2 separate regions of the Homo sapiens genome follow, and region 1 is linked to region 2. Evidence: chromatin loops called from intact Hi-C (ENCODE). Cell type or tissue: A673. All regions are shown on one strand. Each heading gives the region's core, and the rest is flanking DNA. Links, peaks and the distances in the headings are about the cores only.

Evidence for each region. Hi-C counts contacts between places; a loop is a spot of excess contacts. Peaks named below come from ENCODE experiments on the same cell type or tissue, not always from the same donor. Only the 100,000 strongest peaks of a DNase experiment are listed, where the experiment ranks them.
Region 1: it touches region 2 in a loop (8-fold over the local background); 7 of 110 quality-filtered maps call a loop at or near these places.

What each region holds. Positions count from the first base shown.
Region 1 is chr16:22,351,134-22,356,516 of GRCh38, forward strand. The region is part of intron 2 of CDR2 (cerebellar degeneration related protein 2); the gene reads right to left. Among named protein-coding and RNA genes, the nearest start is that of CDR2, 21 kb to the right of the region's middle. In A673, for the core only: no CTCF peak of the experiment used is centred there; a DNase peak (open chromatin) is centred at 2,638; H3K27ac peaks cover 1,237 bases.
Region 2 is chr16:22,399,123-22,404,505 of GRCh38, forward strand. It overlaps the pseudogene SLC68A2P. Among named protein-coding and RNA genes, the nearest start is that of CDR2-DT, 27 kb to the left of the region's middle. In A673, for the core only: no CTCF peak of the experiment used is centred there; DNase peaks (open chromatin) are centred at 2,859 and 3,239; H3K27ac peaks cover 1,657 bases.

The DNA.
Region 1 (5,383 bases), core at 260-5,259, 48 kb before region 2:
TAGTTTGCTGAGAATGATGGTTTCCGGCTTCATCCATGTCCCTGCAAAGGACATGAACTCATCCTTTTTTATGGCTGCATAGTATTCCATGGTGTACATGTGCCACATTTTCTTAATCCAGTCTATCAACTGATGGACATTTGGGTTGGTTCCAAGTCTTTGCTATTGTGAATAGTGCCGCAATAAACATACGTGTGCATGCGTCTTTATAGCAGCATGATTTATGATACTTTGGGTACATACCCAGTAATGGGACTGCTGGGTCAAATGGTAATTCTAGTTCTAGATCCTTGAGGAATTGACACCCTGTCTTCCACAATGGTTGAACTAATTTACACTCCCACCAACAGTGTAAAACGTTCCTATTTCTATGTGGAGGATCTTAATTTGGAAAAAAAAATCAATCTCTTTCTCTGAATGAGGCATTCTGGACCAAAAAAAATGAAAAGTATGTTGCTTTGACGAGAAATATATTTTAGCTTAATATGCTTCAAAGACTCCTGTTATTTTTAATTTTATGAGAGTTTTATCACCATTATCCTCCTTATTCACGAGAAATTTATCAGATGATTTATTCTGGTCCTGCTAAGACTGCTTCCTAAATGGCCAAGGATAAAGGGGAATAATCCCAACCTTAATGCCGCAGTGTAAGTCACCTTGATTCCCTCCCTGCTCAGCTCTACCTGAAGACACTAAAACACAGTATATATTCCAAAGGAAAAAGTCACAGTATTTCCCTGGACAGAACCAGAAAGAGGGGAGAAATGGTTTGAAGCTTACTGATGATCAAACTGTAAAAGACTCAGAACTTGACTTTAAAAACACTCTTCTTGGCCAGGCATGGTGGCTCACACCTGTAATCCCAACACTTTGGGAGGCCAAAACAGGCAGATTGCTTAAGGCAGGCCAGGAGTTCAAGACCAGCCTGGCCAACATGACAAAAACCCACCTCTAATAAAAATACAAAAATTAGTCCGGCGTGGTGGCACGCGCCTGTAATCCCACGTACTCAGGAGGCTGAGGCATGAGAATCTTTTGAACGTGGGAGGTGAACGTTGCAGTGAACCGAGATCGTGCCACTGCACTACAGCCTGGGTGACAGAGACTGTCTCAAACACAACACAACACACTCTTCTTGAGGCTTTTTCTACAACTCTAGAAGGATTTGCAAGGCTAACAAACAATGGGCTAAATGACACTCAACGGGCCCTTAAAGTGTTGAAAAAAGCATATATGGCTTTTTTTTTTTCAAATCCATTTACATAACTCAGCAGCAAAGAGTTGAACAAACACTTAACCTAACTTCAACTTTCTCATCTGAAACTCTTGAAGTCAAAAGTGTTTTGGAAAATTCTTTAAATTTTAGAAAGACAACATGGCGCTCATACCTGACACACAGCTGACACCTTATAATACCTGTGAGGTCTGGGCAGCACCCTGTAATCAAGCATTAATATTTCTGCATCAAAAAGTATGAACTAAGACTATAAACAGCCTCACATCAGTTCAGGTAAAGATCTACTACCAAATGAATCTGTTGCAAATTTAAGGGGAAAAAAAAAATCTTGCTTTATAGAGCTTTTTGAGTTCGGAATTAGTAAGTGGATCTGTTAGTACCTACCATGTAGAACTGGCAGAATTAAATGAGAAAGGTGAGCACATGGCACGGTCTATAAAAGCCTGTGTGTAGTCTTCACTGCCTCAACTCCCACCAGCTTCTTCTGGTCCTTTGGAAATCAACCACTAATTCTCATGCGTGAAGCTTTCTCAGAACTAAAGGAGTAGGCCCTTAATCCTGCCCTCGGGCTAGTAATTCCATAGTAGGTTCTTGTCATTGATGGGAACATGTTCAATCTCTTAGGAATTGATGAGATTCCACAGGAGCGGAAAAAAGGCTTAGAATCACAAGAATATATATATAATAGCTGCAGAAATGTTTCAAGCTTCTTTATATCAAGTATAAATTATCAAGTATTCTTTAGGACTCAGAACTACCTTTAAAAAGGCTAATGCATAAGCCAGACATTAATTTATTAATATACAACAGGAACTGTTCCTGCCCAGTGACAAGAATATTCACATCCTCTATTAGGACACAGCTGCCCCACAAAGGGCATGTGAAAGGCCGATTCATGAATGAGAGTCTCTGGTAGACATGGGATCAGAGGAGTCTGATGGGAGGCAGTGGTATAGTAGCTAAGAGCACAGGCTTTGGAGTCAGAACCTGGTTTGAGGTCTTGCTTTGCTGTTTAGAACTGGGTAACCTACAGCAAGCACATTTTTCTAATGTGAGTTCTCCTCATCAACTACTTCATAAGGCTGTAAAGATAAATATGTGTGTGGGAGAGACTGGACTATGTCACCCCAAAGCATGCGTCTTTGGCATAAAAAGGTTCCTGCCTCCTCCCTCTCTACCAGGGAGAACAAAGGTTAACCACTAACAACTTTAGACCTTTATGGGCCAGAAGACAGCACCAGAGGAATCCACACTAACAAGCTTTGCTAACGGGCCTTTATCACCACTTACTTGCCTTCCCACAAGTTCTGCCCCTAGACAAAGTTCTTCCCCTTTGTCTTGTCACTTCTCTAAAAAATTACCATTCTTTGTTGAAGATACTACATAAGCTGGAATTCAAAGCCACCTCTGAGAATGACTCATCCCCTGGGTATCTCCCACACATATAAATGAAATAGATATGTTAGTAAGCTTGTTTTTCTCTTGTTAATCTGTCTTTTGTTGCAGGGGTCCTTTCCAACTAAGCACTCATGAAGGTTGAGGAAAAAAATATTTTTCCTCCCTGACATATACAAATATATAATTTACAAAAACGTTAATATATGTAGAGAGCTCAGCATGAGATCTGGCAGATGGTAAATTGCTCAATAAGGAGAAGCTACTGTCATCTTTATTTAAAGCTACAGTTTTCAAACTTTACATGTGCTAAGATTCACCTGGAAGAAGATTTATTAAAGTGTAAGAACCTGGGTCCCTTCCCCTCAAACGGCTGAGACTGGAGTAGAGCCAGGATTCTGCATTTTTAGCAACAAACCCAGGTGATATTAGTACAGGCAGTCCAGAGATCACACTTAGAGAAATGTTGATCTTGGACATGGAAAATCCTGGACGTCCCCTGCCCTGACCAATGTCCTTTTCTCTTGGGTCTAGGAGACACAGGCATTCACTGGATCAATGATGACTCTTCAGCTTAATGCTCACCGTCTCCCTGCATAGGGCTCAGCTTAGATGCAGTTATCCACTAAGATTAGGTTATATTTTAACTGTACCACAGCAGCATTCATCATCATAACGCTTCACTTTGGTATGTTCTTAACAATCATTAATTCCCTGAAATTACAAACTAGTTACCTTAACCTTGCTTGAGTGATCCTTCCTAACTTCTCAGTCCAAACAAATACTGAATTTCTACAGATGGCTAATCTTATCCACTGCATTTTAAAACTTTCTATTGTGGACCAGGTGTGGTGGCTCATGCCTGTAATCCCAGCACTTTGGGAGGCCAAGGCGGGTGGATCACTTGAGGACAGGAGTTCGAGACCAGCCTGGCCAACATGGTGAAACTCCATCTCTACTTAAAAAAAAAAAAAAAAAATTAGTTAGGCATGGTGGCACACGCCTGTAGTCCCAGCTACTTGGGAGGCTGAGGCATGAGAATCACTTGAACCCAGGAGGCAAAGGTTGCAGTGAGATAAGATCACACCATTGCACTCCAGCCTGGGCGACAGAGTGAGACTATGTCTAAAAATAAATAAATAAATAAAACTTTCTATTGTGGATAATCTCAAACATATATACATGCAGAGAAATGGTTTAATGAACTCCCACGTACCCATCAACCAGTTTCAACAATTATCAACATACAGCCAATCTTATTTCATCTCTACTCTCCTACTTTCCTCGTCCTCCAATCATTTTAAAGCTAATCCAAGGCATCTCAAGTATACATCTTCATACATTTCTAGGACGTTTTATTTTAACCACAATTCCTAAGGGAAAAAAACTCAATAATTCCTTAACATCTATTACGTTTCAGCATTAATATTTTCCCAATTGTCTCAAGTGGTTTTTCCAGCTTCATTTGTTAGCTATTGATTTTTTTAAAATTTCACACTTAGGGGAGATATCTTTGCCTTTTTTGGAGTTGCCCCACTGCAAGGCAAGTGCCTCCCTCCTCTAATGCCTTTACGATCCCCTATCCGGGGGGATGCAGTTCTCCTGGCTGCTCCACCTAAGCCAGCAGTTCTTAGCCTGGGGTCCATGGATAGACTTTAGAGGGTCTGTGAACATGGATGAATTTAAAGGGTCTGAACAGCTACATCTTCATTTTTGTTAACTTCTAAATGAAATTTGACATTTCTTTCAAGTACTAATAGATCTGTTAAAATTTATAGGAGACCACTGGTTTGGACTGAGTCCCTGCCCTAGGCCCAACAAACCAAACCAAAATGGAGTCACTTGTGCTAAAGTTCCATGTCAGCAAGCCAAAGCAAAGTTGTTCATCTGACTTCTGAGAAATTAGAAGAGATAATAGCCAAGCCCCCAAACATGCCAGTTTTAGCCAGCATAAGGGACTTCCCTCTGCTTTAACCTTTACAAATAAATTAACTTTGAAACCACCCATTTTTTGTTTTCTGTTTCTGCTTTCCTCAGCCCCTGTCTATAAAACCAACTTCCTCTGCTCAGCTCATTGAAACCCTCATTCTCTAAGAATGAGGTGTTGCCCAACTTTAGAATCTCAAATAAAAGCTAATTAAGATCTTTATACTATGTTTGTCGTAATTTTTTCTTTTGACAGAGGCAATAAACCACTAGTAGTATTAGGTTTATCTGTGACTTCATCATCAACAGAAATCACAGGTATTTTCATATTGCACTATAGTTGCAGAAATCTTGATTTACTGCCTACATTCATCACTATTTGAAATCATGGTAGTTTCTAGATCTTGTTATTAAATATGTTAATACGTATCTATATTACATCACAAATTTACTTTTTTCAATATTTGACAGGTATTTCATTCTAACAGGTTTCCTTTGTAATTCAATGAATTTTAAGAGGATTATCCTAGATCTCATTAGATAATCAAAGGGATCCATGGCACCAAAGAAAGATTATAAATTCCAGTTATCCTTCTGGCCTCATTTCAAACATAACCTCTTCAGAAGCCTTTTAAGACCACTTTGGCCAGGTGCTGTGGCTCATGGCTGTAATCCCAGCACTCTGGGAGGCCGAGGTGGGCAGATCACTTGAGGTCAGGAGTTCGAGACCAGCCTGGCCAACATGGCAAAACCCCGTCTCTACTAAAAATACAAAAATTTGCTGGGTGTGGTGGCTCATGCCTATAATCCCAGCACTTTGGGAGG
Region 2 (5,383 bases), core at 205-5,204:
GCTCAAGTGATCCTTCTACCTTGGCCTTCCAAAGTGTTGGGATTATAGGCATCAGCCACCACACCTGGCCAGCAATTTATTTTGCAATAAGAATGTTTATTTTGTCATCAGCAAGAGTAAGTAAGCTTAATAATGCGTGGAGTTCCATCTTAACACAATGCCATTCTGTTTCCATTTCAGTGCCTTGTACTTATCAGTCAGTCCTGGCTGAAAAAGTTTGATTACCATAAGATCATCTTAATTTCTTTCTATGTAGAAGGAACAGCCTCCATTGTAATGTTACTCCTGGGAAAGCAATACTATTACTGTTTGGCTCTTTATCTCACTATTATCATGTAAGTAAATGCTGGTTCCAGTCTCAAAATTACACTAAATTTTACTATTTGCCCTTTCAAGCAGTGACACATTTTTGATCCGGACTGAGTTTAATATTCATTTCTAGGCAAGGTCATTGTACCTTTTTGACAAATTGTCTGAATGTTAATGGCTTGTTTTATGAAGGAATTTCATACATTAAATTTTGTAGTAAACTTACTTTTTTTTAACCTATTAAAAAATTTACTTGGAAGGCTAAGGTTGGAGGATTGCTTAAGGCCAAGAGTTTGAGACTAGCCTGGGCAACAGAGTAAGACCGCATCTCTATAAAAAATTAAAAAATTTTTTGGTGGCACATGCCTGTAGTCCCAGCTACTCTAGTGGCTGAGGCAGGAGGATCATACTTGAGCCCACGAATTCAAGTCATAGTGAGCTACGACTGCACCACTGCACTCCATCCAGCCTAGGTGACAAGAGTGAGACCCTGTCTCAAAAATATATTTAGTAAATACTGCTGCCACGTATAAAAGACACTGAGCTTCTATTTCTCCTTCAACTCTTCCTCCTATTTCTGCAACCTCTCCTCCTCCCCCAAGCACCCACTTTGCCTCCATCACAGGCATGTCAAATTCTGCAGGTCCAAATCAAAGATCTTGCTGCCAAATCTGCTCTTTTGCCATTATTTGCCATCTCGGGAAATGGCTTTGCCATCTATCTGGTTGCCCAAGTCAGAGACCGAGAAGTTGTCTTTGCCTTTTCTCTCTTCTTTGACACCTAGGTCCAACACACTGTTAATTGTTAGCAGTTTTATCTCCCTAATGTGCCCTGAATCCATCTCTTCTCAGTTCCACTGACATTCCTATAGCTCATTTCTTACATGGAATAGGATACAGTCTTCCCATATGATCCCCTAGTTTATAGTCTCCAGTCTCTCCAACTCCCTCTCTCATATTGCTTCTAGAATAACATGCTCTTCCTTTGCTTAATAATCTTTTTTTTTTTTTTGAGATGGAATCTCACTGTGTCGCCCAGGCTGGAGTGCAGTGGCACGATCTTGGCTCACTGCAAGCTCCGCCTCCCGGGTTCACACGATTCTCCTACCTCAGCCTCCCAAGTACCTTTAATAATCTTAAGTGGCTTCTTATTGCTTTCAGGGTATTTCGAAATGATGACATTATGATGTCTTGTTATATAGTCCCTCTTTATCTTTTCGTCTTCATTTCTTTTTTTTTTTTTTTCTGAGACAGGGTCTTGCTCTGTTGCCCAGGCTAGAGTACAGTGGCACAAATATGGCCCACTCTAACCTCCACCTCCCAGGCTCAGGTGATCCTCCCACCTCATCCTCCTAAATAGCTGGGACTACAGATGTGTACTACCATGCCCAGCTTAATTTTTATTTTTTGTAGAGATGGGTTTTTGCCATGTTGCCCAGGCTGGTGTTGAACTCCTGGGCTCAAGCGATCTGCTCACCTTGGCATCCCAAAGTGCTGGGATTACAGGTGTGAGCCACTGTGCCCAGCCTTCATCTTCATTTCTTGTTACTCCTCAACTTACACTGTACTCTCTGCCATACAGAAATACTTTGCAGTTCCTGGTTCAGACACCTCTGTGTCTAGAAGATGCAGTTTCCTGTGCCTGGAAAGCTCTTCCCCATTTCTTGCTTGGCCCTGTCCTCACGTGTCTTAGGCCACAGTTCGGGCATGTGCTTCTCTGGGAAGCCTTCCCTGATTTCCTCATCTGGATTAGGTGGCCCTCCTATATGACTCCAGTGCCCTATGCTTACTTCTGCTGTGGTGCTTTTCCTCTACCTGCGACTATCTGTAGTCCCCACTGGATTGAGTTTATTGTGAATAGGGTCTAGTCTCTTACCACTGCGGCCCATTACCTACTGCAGTTCCTGCAAATAGTTGGTCCTTAGAAAATGTGTTTTGGGCCAGGCACAGTGGCTCATGCCTATACTTCCAGCACTTTGGGAGGCTGAGGTGGGAGGATCACTTGAGCCCAGGAGTTCAAGACCAGCCTGGGAAACATGGCAAAACCCTGTCTCTACACAAAATAAAAATTTAGCCAGGTGTGGTGGTGCACTCCTGTAGTCTCAGATATTCAGGAGGCTGAAGTGGGAGGATCACCTGAGCCCAAGAGGTGGAGGCTGCAGTGAGCTGAAATCATGCTACTGCACTCCAGCCTGGACAACAGAGTGAGTCCCTGTCTCAAAAAAGAAAAGAAAAGAAAAGATAATGTTTTTGTTTTTGTTTTTTGTTTTATTTGAGATGGAGTCTCACTCTGTTGTCCAGGAGTGCAGTGGCGTGATCTCGGCTCACTGCAACCTCCACCTCCCAGGTTCAAGCAATTCTCCTGCCTCAGCCTCCCGAGTAGCTGGGACTACAGGCACCAGCCACCATGCCTGGCTAATTTTTGTATTTTTAGTAGAGACGGGGTTTCACCATGTTGGCCAGGCTGGTCTTAAACTCCTGACTTCAAGTGATCCACCCACCTCGTCCTCCCAAAGTGTAGGATTACAGGCATGAGTCACTCATTTTGAGTGAATGAATTAATACATTCTATTCCAGGTCCCTGCTGGAACAACTTGAGAAAATTTTCATGAAGACATATTTGCATTTTGAACAAACTGGTAGTGGAGACTGTAATAATTGACTCAAATGATTGAATCCCTATGAAACTTCAAGACATTAGAACCCCATGCAGATAACTATTCTATAAGTCTGTAAGGGTGGCCCTGGCTGTATAATATGTAAAATGATAGTTTATAGTAATTTTTAGAATGAATATTTTTGCTTTTTCTTCACTTAAACCATCCCCCTCATTTTTATTCTTCTATCATAATTAAAATGCTATATGCCCTTTCTCAGTTCTTAATGTATCCTATTTCTGATATCAAGAGAAAGATGTCTGTGTGATTAATTTCCCTGGCACTTCCTGTCCTTTAGAATCTATTAATAATTTAAGCAGATTAAATGAGTTTAGTCATTTGGAATGAGGAAGAAGCATAAAAATCATTTTTAAAATTCCCAAGTGAAAGTAGTTATTTCACTTTTAAAAGAGAATTATATATTCATAGATATATAATATTTGGGAGGATAGAAGGGTATGCCTAATATAGCTTTACTTTTATAGTATATCATTTCCTTTTATCTTCTTGCAAATCAAATGTCAACTTTCATTTTATTCTTTTTTAACAAAAGCTGTGCCTCCTAGTTGTAAAATTTTCATATGTGTTTTAACATTTTTTCTAGGGTTATCGTGTGAGCTTCGGTTTCCTTGTTTACCCTGCCACTAGCTGACATGGTTGATGCAGATTTACTAAAGTTTAATCAGCAGTAAGTATACTTTTTCAAATGTTAGCTACAAAAATATCACATGTAGGCAGGACCTATCAGAGTCTCCATATCTCAGTTATATTGCCACTACAAATCACATATCTGAAAGACAATCATAAGAGGCATTGCTAGGAACCAGGGGACAGAATATAATCAGATATATTCATGCTTGTTTGCCCTGGGCAACTTTTCCCCATTTCTAAAACGACATCACAGTTTTTCATTTCTCAGGTTCACACAGCCAATATTACAACAGGGTTAAATATCAGAAAGCAAAGTGAAATCTCAGTTAGCTGTATGTTCTACATATGGCAATATGCTTTATTACATGGGACGATTAGGTAAAATGACCTTTACTCTGTGACATTGCAAGAATTAAAATTAAAAATCAAGGTCCATCTTATCCTTTCTTAGCTGAAAAAGCCTAAGCTGATGATGAGAGGTTCTGTTCTTTGGTATGATTGTAAGCACTTTAGATCAGCTATAAAGTGTATTTGATTGGCAAATATTTTCTCATACGTGTCCTATTTTGCAGATTAGAGAGAAATGTATTATTTTAAGACAGAGGCACATTGTTTTTTTTTTTTTTTTTAGATGGAGTCTTGCTCTGTCGCCCAGGCTGGAGTACAGTGGTGCAATCTTGGCTCACTGCCACCTCTGCCTCCCAGGTTCAAGCGATTGAGTAGCTGGGATTACAGGCACGTGCTACCACGCCTGGCTAATTTTTTTGTATTTTTAGTAGAGACGGGGTTTCATCATGTTGGTCAGGCTGGTCTCAAACTCCTGACCTGATGATCCACCCACCTTGGCCTCCCAAAGTGCTGGGATTACAGGCATGAGCTACTGCGCCCGGCCAGACAGAGGCACATTCTTTATTAGTTCTGTCAAAACATTTATGCTGCAAAACCTCTTTTGTTTGTTTGTTTGTTTTCAAGACAGGGTCTTGCTCTGTTGCTCAGGCTGAAGTGTGGTGGTGTGATCATAGCTCATTTCAGCCTCAAACTCCTGGGCTCAGGAGATCCTGCTGCCTCAGTCTCCTGAGTAGCTAGGACTATATAGGTGCACACTACCAGGCCCAGCTAATTTTTAAATATATATATGTTGTAGAGATGAGGATCTCGCTATGTTGCCAAAGCTAGTCCTGAACTCCTGGTCTCAATCGATCCTTCTGCTTGGCCTCCCAAAAGTGCTGGGATTATGGATGTGAACCACTTTTATTTTTAATGCAAATAATAAAATAGGGCGCCCAGCCCCCTCTTTTATTTTTAATGCAAATTAAATTGAGGAAAGATTTGCCAGCTACCTGGATTTCTCTAATTCCTTTCCTGTTGCAGAGTTTTGTTGCTAAGTTCATATTTGGGGTGATAGGCAAGGTGGTGAGCTCCTTACAGTCCAGGGCGCTATCTTCACTTTTGTCTCCTTTGTACCTGGAAAACTGACTGGCTCAAAACTCCTTCTGTTGAATGAATACATAAACAAGCAACAACTTCAGTAAACATTTTTCACCTTTCAAATTCCTTTTGAATTAGATAGGTTACAAATAAATAAAATGTCTTGAACAGTGAGAAAGGGAAAGGCATTAACATTTACCAAATGCCAATGTCCAAATGAGCTTGTATGACTGTTTGCTCATTCAGGTCTTGCAGCAGCCTTGAGTGGTAGACATTATGGACTTGACAAATATTTATCGATTTATTCTTTTGTGTCAGGCAATGTGGTAAATGCTGAGG